Regions from separate parts of the Homo sapiens genome. Here region 2 is linked to region 1. The links are chromatin contacts, found by Hi-C or POLR2A ChIA-PET in ENCODE. All regions are on one chromosome and are shown on one strand. The core of a region is the stretch at or near the end of the contact, and the rest is flanking DNA. Distances in the headings are between cores, read along the strand shown.

Region 1 (4,184 bases), core at 1-2,500:
ACATTCCTTGCTTGGACAGCAGTGCCCCTGAGAGTGGCACACCTATGGGTGCCCTGGGCGACTGGCCTGCCCCTATTGAGGAGCGTGAGAGCCCGGCAGCCCAGCCCCTGCTGGAACACCAGTACTGAGCTACCTGGCGCCCACTGGACCACCTCCTAGGATTCAGTAACGGACCTGCTCTGCTGCCTCTCTGCTGGACCACAGAACTGAGTGGCTTTGGCCTACATGTCTGAACCCTGACCTTTGGCTGCCTTGGCCAGAGTACCAAAACTGAGTGACCCAGACCTCTGACCTTGACCCCTGATCTCTCTCATCCCCAGTCCAGGGCCTGGGCTCCCCAGATGGAGGCAGTCAGCCTCCCAGCCAGGCCCTAAGAGCCAAACCATGGGCTGGTCCCACTTGGAGCCTGTGGCCAGGACCACCTCAGCCCCTGGGCCTGCACTGCCTGCAGGTGTGGCCCCCTTGGCCTGGACCTGGGGCCTGAATTGTGGGAAGGGTGGTTTCTTTCTTTCCTTTTTTTTCTTTTCTTTTTTTTTTTTTTTTTTGTGCTTCGGAGACATCAGAATTAATAACACTATTTTTGATTTTGGTTGGCAGTTTCTTTTTCTACCTGGGAATGGGTACATGATAGTACAGGCGGCTAAGTTGGGATGGACAAGCACGCAGAGGGGTGAAGGATGTGGGGCTGAAGTCTAGTAGAGATCAAGGGCAGACCAAGGTGGGGTTCAGGTAGAACCGGGTCCTCTTCACCGCATGGCTGCTCCCTTTTCAAGCCTTTATCTGAAGGGTATTGTCTGCCATTTCCCACCATATGGTCAGACTTCCAGGTCTGGTGGCTCCTACATTTATCAGGCTTGTTCTTGGCCAAAGCCTTTCTCTGCACCTCAGCTGCTCCAGGGCGTAAAGAGATGACACCTATCTAAGGTGTTTTTAGAATAAATGAGAGCGCGCTAGTGGAATGGTTGCCCAGGGCCCAGTGCTTAGCAAGTGCTCCATAAAATAGTGGCAGACTCTTGAGCACCTGCTGGCCGGGAGCTGGACGCTAGGTGGCCTCCGCTAGCCCTCCCGGTTGGTCTGGAAGGCAGGCACAAGTTTCTCAGGAGAGGAAATGGCCTTAGAATGAGCACTGCTCGGTGCTGACCTCCGCCAGGCCTGGAATCCCCGCTGCTGCGCTTCCCGCCGCAGACAGCTCCCGGCCGGCCCCGCCTCCCGGCATGGCCCCGCCTCCCAGCATGGCCCCGCCCCCAGGCGGAGCCGGCGCCGGGAGCGGTAGCGGGAGAGCGGCAGCGGGACCCCAGCGCGGGCGGCGGCGGCTGGGCGGGAGCCCCAGAGGTACTGGCGGGAGCAGGGGACGGGAGGCACTACTGTCGGGCCCGACAGGGGAGAGGTGGCCTAGCCGTGGGCCCGGGTGATGTGTATGGGAGTGGGGTCCTCGCCACGTTCGCCGCCAGCACCCTCCCAACTTCCCTCCGGGCTCCAGCTCAGTCCCGAGTCAATATGTCCAGCCCCCTGTCTCTGACCAGCCGTTCCTACTCTCTCTGTGTGACGGCTTAGCCTGGCCAGCCAGCCGGTGAGTGGAAGCGGCGGCTCCTGACTCCTGGTGGCGGCACTGTGACCCCCTCCCCCTCAACACTGCAAGTGTGTGCGGGGCTCCCCCTTATTCTGAGGCTCCTCTTCTTCTTAGGCGGCCTCCACCCCAGTCCCTGGCCTGGCCTGGGAGGAAACATCTGTCGCGCCCCCTGGCAGCCGAAATGGGGTCATGACCTCCAGATGTGCTGGGAAGTGGCCAGCTCCTCCTCCTGGGGCAGCCAGGCCTTCCGGATCTGTGGGGGCGGGGCCGGCCCTTTCCCCCCACCCCTAGTGACACAGGCCCGGAGGAATGTCCTAGCCTCAATGGACCCTGTGTGAAGCTTCAGGGTGGGGGGCAGAGCCCGAGAACACCCCTCAAGGCAGCGCCAGAGCCTGGCACTGGGCCACAGCAAGAGGCAGCGCACAGGCTGGGTGCACACATGCACAGATCTCACTTCCAAGCGTGCAGAGCTCAGCCCACAAGGAGCGGGGCTTGCACAGACCCCCTCCCTCATGCCCTCCTACTCCTTCACACACTATAGCCCAGGCCCGAGCGCTGAATGTGCCCAGAGCTTGGCTCATGGAGCCAGGGGCTACACCCGTCACACACACACATAGCTAGCGACACTCACCTCATTCTTCTCAGTCTCTCAGCAGCCTTGGGAGGGGACAGAAATAATTAAACCCAATTTTTTTCTTTGTTTTTTTGGAGACAGTCTCACTCTGTCCCGCAGGCTGGAGTTCAGTGGCGCGATCTCGGCTCACTGCAACCTCTGCCTCCCAGGTTTAAGCGATTCTCCTGCCTCAGCCTCCTGAGTGGCTGGGACTACAGGTGCGCACCACCACACCCGGCTAATTTTTATGTTTTTAGTAGAGACAGGGTTTCACCATGTTAGCTAGGCTGGTCTTGAACTCCTGACCTCAGGTGATCCCCCCGCCTTGGCCTCCCAAAGTGCTGGGATTACAGGCCACAGCCACCGCACCCGGCCAGTTAACCCCATTTTAGAGATGAGAAAACAGAGGCTCAAGGTCAGCATGGGAGTTTATTCAGGAGAAATCAAGGTAGAAGCACCTGGGCTGGGGAGCCGACTCTTGCTTGGTTCTGGAGGCCCCAGACGAAGGGTGTGTGGAGCCCCTCCTCCACCCCCCTCCGGCCCAGCCCCGCATGATGTTGCTGGATGCTGCATGAAGACCCACCATTAGATGCCTGTACCCCCAGTGGAGGTTCCCCAGCTCCCTGTCCTCACTGCCTACTCCATCCAGGGCTTGCCTGGGTGTGGCTTCCCTCAAGTTCTCACACCACCATTTGCACCTGCCTCTGGCGTCACGTTTCCGCACTTAGCAGGTCCCTGGGGCTTTGGGTGTCTCAATCTTGCATCCTGTGAGACCTTGAACCTCAGCCCAACACCCACCCCCCAAAACCTACGCACACAGACAGCAGTGGGCAGGTGCAGCCCTGCTTAGGGCCTGGAGATGGGCAGACCCAGGCTCACATCCTAGCTCTGACACGGAATTGCTTCAGGCAAGAGCATCTCCTCTGGACCTCATCTGACCATCTGTCACATGGGGTTCAGACCTCCCTGTCTGCATCAGTGAGACCAGGTAGGCAGAGGTCCCTATGGGTCCCTGTCATTGTGACTCCTCTTGCCCCCAAGCCTGGGCACAGTAGCCTGCAAGAAGGTGAGTTGGCCTGTCCTTCAGGGCAGGGTGACTGGGGTCCCATGACAGCTGCTGTGACCCCAGCACCTTCCTCAGGATGTGGGGGCCTGGCAGAGGGCTGGGCCCACAGTTGGGGCTACTTCCTGTGCTGAAGGAAGTCCTCTTGCCATTCCTGCTGCCCTGCCGCTGCCTCCCTGGGAACCCATGTGTCCTTGTGGTATTGAGGCCTTGAGGTCCAGGGCACTGAGATCAGACCTCTCTGGGTGATCAGCTCTCCAGGGACCCTGAAGGAAGTGGGAGGGGCAAGGAGGAAGGTCTCTGGGGACAGGACGTCCTCCCTTTGTTAAGTGGGCAGGACCCAGACACCAGTGGCCCCTGGGTTTCCCGTCCCAGCCAATACAAGTCATCTGTCCGGTTGGGCTAGGTCCTGGTGGGACCCTTACTCTGGGCCCAGGCCAAAGCTAAGGTGTGTGGGTGGCGACTGGGGGACCCTGGCAGTCCCAGGGCTGCCCAGGCTCCAGGACCCTCAGGACCAAGACCCAACAGCCCAGCCTCTAGCCTTGCCCAGCTAAGCTGGGGAGGGGGCTGGAAACTTTAGCCCTAGGCAGACAAGGAAGTGGCCTGGAAAGCGGAAGCAGCTTTGATGGTCTCGGAGGGGGCCGGAAGCCAACACGGGTGGTGGAGGACCAGGCTGGGGGCCTGGGTTCCTGTTTTCTGCCCAGGCCCCTCTGAGCAGCCCCCTCCTCCTTCAGGGCAGGAACTGCTGCCACAACCTCAGGCTGGGCACCAAACACCCGTGCCCGCCAATGCGGCCCAGCCCCCGGAGAGTCAGGCCCACAGAGCATGCCCATGTGGGCCGGCGGTGTGGGGAGCCCTCGGCGGGGCATGGCCCCTGCGTCCACAGATGACCTCTTTGCCCGCAAGCTGCGCCAGCCAGCAAGGCCCCCGCTGACACC
Region 2 (5,242 bases), core at 1,340-3,839, 320 kb before region 1:
TCAAAGGCAGCAACACATCATTTCTCTGGCCCTTCAGTCATCACATCTCTCTCTTTTTTTTTTGAGACGGAGTCTCGCTGTGTCACTCCAGCTAGAGTGCAATGGCACAATCTCGACTCACTGCAACCTCTGTCTCCCAGGTTCAAGCGATTTTCCTGCCTCAGCCCCCCAAGTAGCTGGGACTACAGGCACGTGTCACCACACCCAGCTAATTTTTTGTATTTTTAGTAGAGACGGGGTTTCACCGTGTTAGCCAGGATGGTCTTGAACTCCTGACCTTGTGATCCACCCGTCTCAGCCTCCCAAAGTGCTGGGATTACAGGCGTGAGTCGTGAGCCACCACGCCCGGCCTATCACATCTCTTTCTCTGTCTCCTGCTTCTACTTTTAAAAACCCTTGTTATTACACTGGCCCACCCAGATACTTCAGCATAAGCTATTTTAAAGTCAGCTGATTTGCAACCATAATTTCATTGGCAATTTTCTTTTTTTTCTTTTTTTTTTTTTTGAGACGGAGTCTCGCTCTGTCGCCCAGGCTGGAGTGCAGTGGTGCGATCTCGGCTCACTACAAGCTCCGCCTCCCAGGTTCATGCCATTCTCCTGCCTCAGCCTCCTGAGTAGCTGGGACTACAGGCGCCCGAGTAGCTGGGACTGCAGGTGCCTGCCACCATGCTCGGCTAATTTTTTTTTTTTTTTGTATTTTTAGTAGAGACGGGATTTCACCATATTAGCCAGGATGGTCTCGATCTCCTGACCTCGTGATCCACCTGCCTTGACCTCCCAAAGTGCTGGGATTACAGGCATGAGCCACGGCGCCCAGCCCTCATTGGCAATTTTCATTTCCATTTCTCATGTAACAAAACATATTCATAGATTACACAGGTTCGGATGTGGGCTTTTTTTCTTTTCTTTTTTTTTTTTTACATGGGTTTTTGCTCTATTGCCCAGGCTGGAGTGCAGTGGCGTGATCACAGCTCACTGCAGCCTTAACCTCCCAGGTTCAAGCAATTCTCCTACCTAAGCCTCCAGAGTACCTGGGACTACAGGCTTGAGCCACCATGTCCGGCTAATTTATTTGTTGTAGAAACAGGGTCTCACTATGTTGCTCAGGCTGGTGTCAGTGTCAAACTCCTGGACCCAAGCAATCCTCCCACCTTGGCCTCCCAAAGTGCTGGGATTATAGGCATGAGCCACAGCACCTGGCTAGATGTGAACATATTTAGGGGGGCTGTTATTTTACCTACCATGATCCCCTTCTTCCCATCCGGACCTCCCAGCTTGTCTGGCATCTTCCCCCACCCCCAGCATCCTGCCTCCCCCACTGAGGTCTTCCCGGCTCTGCCTCCCTAAAAGCCCTTCCCACACTGACAGCATTGAAGCCAACCATCCTGGTCACACTGAGCTGGCATAGCTGTCATCCTCTAGAAAGTGAGGTCTGTCCACCCCGTCACTACCCACCACTTCCTCTGCCCCACTCTTCTTAGCACTTACCCACCTGGAAGGGTATCATGATGTACCTGGGAACTTGGATTTCCCCCATTTCCCTTCTCTGGGCTGCAGGTCCCAATCCAGAGGCTGAATCCCCAGGGACAAGAACAGCGCTAGGCACTTGGTAGATACTCAACAAATCTCTCTTGAGTCACTGAGAGGTGCAGTTTCCTTCAGTCTGTCTCCAGCACCCTGTGCGGTGCCTGCCCTTCAAAACATGTTTCTGGGCCGGGCGCGGTGGCTCACGCCTGTAATTGCAGCACTTCGGGAGGCCGAGGCGGGCAGATCACTTGAGGTCGGGAATTCGAGACCAGCCTGGCCAACATGGAGAAACTCCGTCTCTACTAAGAATACAAAAATTAGCCAGGTGTGCTGGCACATGCCTGTAATCCCAGCTACTCGGGAGGCTGAGGCAGGAGAATCTCTTGAACCCAGGAGACGGAGGTTGCGGTGAGCAGTCTGGGCAACAAGAGCGAAACTCTGTCTCAAAAAAAAAAAAAGTTTCTGGCCCTGTAGGAATGACTGACTGACTGACTGAAAGAATGAATGGACCAGGAACTAGTCTGAATATGAGCCCCACCTTCACTCTGGAAGCCTGACAGCAAAGACGGGGGTCCAGGCCACGCGGCCTCTGCCTTCCCATACTGTCTTTTCTAGTGGGAGGTAAACTGATCAACTAGCTTGTAAGTTTGTAGTATTCTAACGTAGGCGCTTCCAAGGAAGTCGCTGAATATACTTGTGCCGGCGCTTCCCCGACGCAGCCCTGCAGGGAAGGATCCGGTCCAAGGTCTCTCTGCGATTTCTGAAGAATTCGGTCTTCCCGGAGCCTCTCCCCCGGCTCTTCTAGAACCGAAGGTTTTAGTTCCCATGGGCACAGCCGGAGGCCGCCTGCGCCACCCGGCCCTCAGCCGCCAGAACCAGGACAGGACTCCAGGGCGCGCGCGACCGCTGGACCCGGGAGCGGCACCTCCCACGCCGGGAGCCCCGGGCGGTGCCCGGAGTGGGGCGGGGCCTGGGCGGGGATGGGGAGGGGCTTGGCTGGCGCGGCCCCGGCATTGGCTCCGCGGGCCGGGGCGGGGCTGCGGGGTCCGCGGTGCACTCTGTAAGTTCACCGCCGGTCGGGTCCGGCCGCCGCGCTGTCCAGCTCCTGAGACCTTGCTGTCCGCCGGTCTGCCGTCTGCGCGCCTCACGGTGAGTTCGGGCTGGGATTTTCGCAGCTTCGCGGGGGTCCCCCGAGAGGCCCATCTCTGTGGCGCCCCGCCCCAGCTCGCGCCCTGGCTCTGCCTCTCACCTCACTCAGTTCCTTTCGAGGGCTCCTAGGGCTCCATGGGGCTTCCCACCCGCATCTGGGTTCCCGCAGCCTCGCCCGTGCCCGCCACGGTCCGTGGGGGCGCAACGCATCCCGACCCCGAATTCCCCGTTCTGCCCTCCATTTTGTGTCCGGGCCCCCGCCCCCCTCCCGAGACCCAGGGGTGCCCCGCCGCCCAGCATCCCCACCGGGGCTGGGGGCCGTATTTTTAGCCGATAGTGAGTTGTTCTCCTATCTTTAGCTGCGGCCGCGAATGTCCTGAAACGGATCCGGGCTGGGCTGGGCTCCGCCCGGGTAGGAGTGGGGAGGGGTCGGCGCAGGAACCCGAGCCGGAGCTAAGGAGCCGGACCCGTGGGAGGGGCGGGGGCCCGCACGCCCGAGCTCTGGCCCTGTGCCGAGCGGACACTAGGACATCGCCCAGGCCGGAAAGCACAGGGGGGAGGCTCCTCCCAGAGCTTGGAGACTAGGGCAGGGTCCCCAATCGCCCCCTTTTTCCCCGATTGTGGGACCAGAAACCCCGAAGCAAAAAGATCTCGCAGGTAATCCCCATCTGGTACTTGAACGCGCAGCTCCTTGGGGACCGCCTGCCTGGAGCCCGGGGGAGGGGCGCTGGAGACCCCGGTGCGCTCTCGGAGTCCTCCGGGACACGAGGCGATCAAGGGAGCACGCGCGCCACCTGGCGGCCGCGGAGCCGGGCACCTCTCCGGAGGCACCGGGACCCCGGGAGACCCAGCGGCCGCTAGAGGGTCTCTGCATCCTCGAGGTCTAGGAGGGCGGGAGGAGGTGGACGCCTGGGGTCAGGAGCCCTTCGTTTTTGCTATTGTTCAAAGCACTGGCCCCGGAGAATCGAAGTGCTTGAGGAAGGAAGGCCTTGTAGATATTTGCTGAATGAATGATAAAACCTACAGTGACCCGCTGAACCCCGCTATTGTACATTGGCGCTCTCACCTGCAATATTGCAGTGGGATCTCCAGTGGCCCTTTAGTGGTGGCTTCGTTGTCAGCCCATTTTATAGATGGGAAAGGTGAGACCCAGAGAGGAGAGGCGTCTTGCTGAAGGTTACTGAGGAAGTCCCAGGTGGAGCTGGATTTAAGGACAGTCTCCTGATTTAGGAGAAGAGGGGGTGTGAGGTGGCCTAATATTCTTCATGATAGGAGGATCCCTGCCTGCCGGAAGTCATTTTCTCATTGGGAGGTCCAGGGCTCCTGTCCAGGGCAATCACAGAGAGCTAGGATGCTCCTATCTGCTCCCCGACTGCTGCAGGGAGCTCCCCTCCCAGCTCCCCACAGCCCTGTCCTGATGGAGACCTCATTCTCATATCTCTGGACACATGAAAGTTGGGCAGACGGGGGCAGCCAAAGGTCAGGATGTAGATGGAGGAGATCTGGGGACCCACTGTTCCCAGCCTAGCTGTGAGCCCCTTTCTCTCCCGCTCCCCAAACATATTATGGAAGTAGGCGTGGCCCACTGCATGGGAACCACGTGGACCAGGCTGGGTACCCACTCTTCCACTTCCTAACTGGATGACGTCGCCAATGTTACTTAACATCTCTGAGGTTCAGCTTCGACTTCTGTAAAGGGCCGTAATGACCCCACCATGCCGTGACTGGGAGCTTTAAGATGAGAAACTGTGCGTGGCAAGCTGGATCCTAGGGTCTTGCAGTTGCCAAATCTAAATTCCTGGGGCGTGAGGGTTGTAATTCCCAGCTCTCCCCTGGGCCGCTGATGCTGGCCTCACCCTCGATTCTCCCCACATCTGGAATTGGGTGTGTACATCTGGCTGTGAGTGAGACAGCTGTCAGGGACGCCCAATTTGTTGTGGAAACACTCAGGCTGTCTTGGCGCTGCCGTGTGATGGGGTTGGGGGTGCGGGGAGGACCTGGCCCAGGCTCTGGGTACATCCCACCAGTCAGCCCCACGCTCCATGAGTGAAAAGGAAGACAAGCCCCCCCCAGGACTTCTCTCCTGACGAGCGACAAATTGCATGTTTGTCAGCATGGCCCCCAGGCCTGGCATGGTTGACACAGGATGAATGCGTGACGGGATTCCAAGACCTCAGGGTGCCCATGCGTCCCCACCCTTCCCCCAGCTCCTTGCAAGCTGAGCTGGATTTCCGCCACGGGAGAGTCATTCCTTTGTTTCCTGTTAAGCTCCAGGTGCTCTGGGAGGGGTAAGATGTCCGGCCTCTGTGGCTCAGTACGACTGACCCGGGTGTCCGGTCCTGGGGTGGGGTTTCCTGAGCAAGGGCCTCAGCTGGTGGGGGGAGGGGGGCAGTTGGACTCTGCTTCTCCTGCATCCTCCTTCCTCCTTCCTGCTCCCGCCTCCCAACCCCCTCACCCCCACCCTCACCCTGCCCAGAATGAAAACTGAGGCAAAGAACTGGCAAGAGCCACCTTTGGTGAGCCCCTGGCTGGGCCTGGGGAGGGAGTGGTACAGGAGGGTGGGC

Evidence for each region. Hi-C counts contacts between places; a loop is a spot of excess contacts on that map. ChIA-PET counts read pairs that join two places held with the same protein, here RNA polymerase II (POLR2A). Pooled maps may share reads with other maps.
Region 2: a loop to region 1 is called in a pooled map, with 2.7 times the contacts of the local background. The contact joins the promoter of CDC42EP2 here to the promoter of SIPA1 in region 1. A Hi-C loop is called at or near these places in 1 of 50 pooled maps. POLR2A ChIA-PET finds 5 or more read pairs at or near these places in 2 of 52 experiments (MCF 10A and WTC11).

Annotation. Positions count from the first base shown.
Region 1 is chr11:65,636,851-65,641,034 of GRCh38, forward strand. It overlaps SIPA1 (signal-induced proliferation-associated 1), which reads left to right and starts at 1,251. Exons shown (of 16, transcript NM_006747.4): 1 at 1,251-1,332; 2 at 3,981-4,184. The coding sequence starts at 4,072. It overlaps PCNX3 (pecanex 3), which reads left to right. Exons shown (of 35, transcript NM_032223.4): 35 at 1-589. The coding sequence ends at 128. RefSeq lists enhancers at 72-862, 1,814-1,883 and a silencer at 1,094-1,463.
Region 2 is chr11:65,312,277-65,317,518 of GRCh38, forward strand. It overlaps CDC42EP2 (CDC42 effector protein 2), which reads left to right and starts at 2,590. Exons shown (of 2, transcript NM_006779.4): 1 at 2,590-2,678. LOC105369344 (a long non-coding RNA gene) reads right to left here and starts at 2,413. Exons shown (of 3, transcript XR_007062727.1): 1 at 1,495-2,413. RefSeq lists silencers at 2,248-2,627, 3,088-3,217, 3,388-3,547.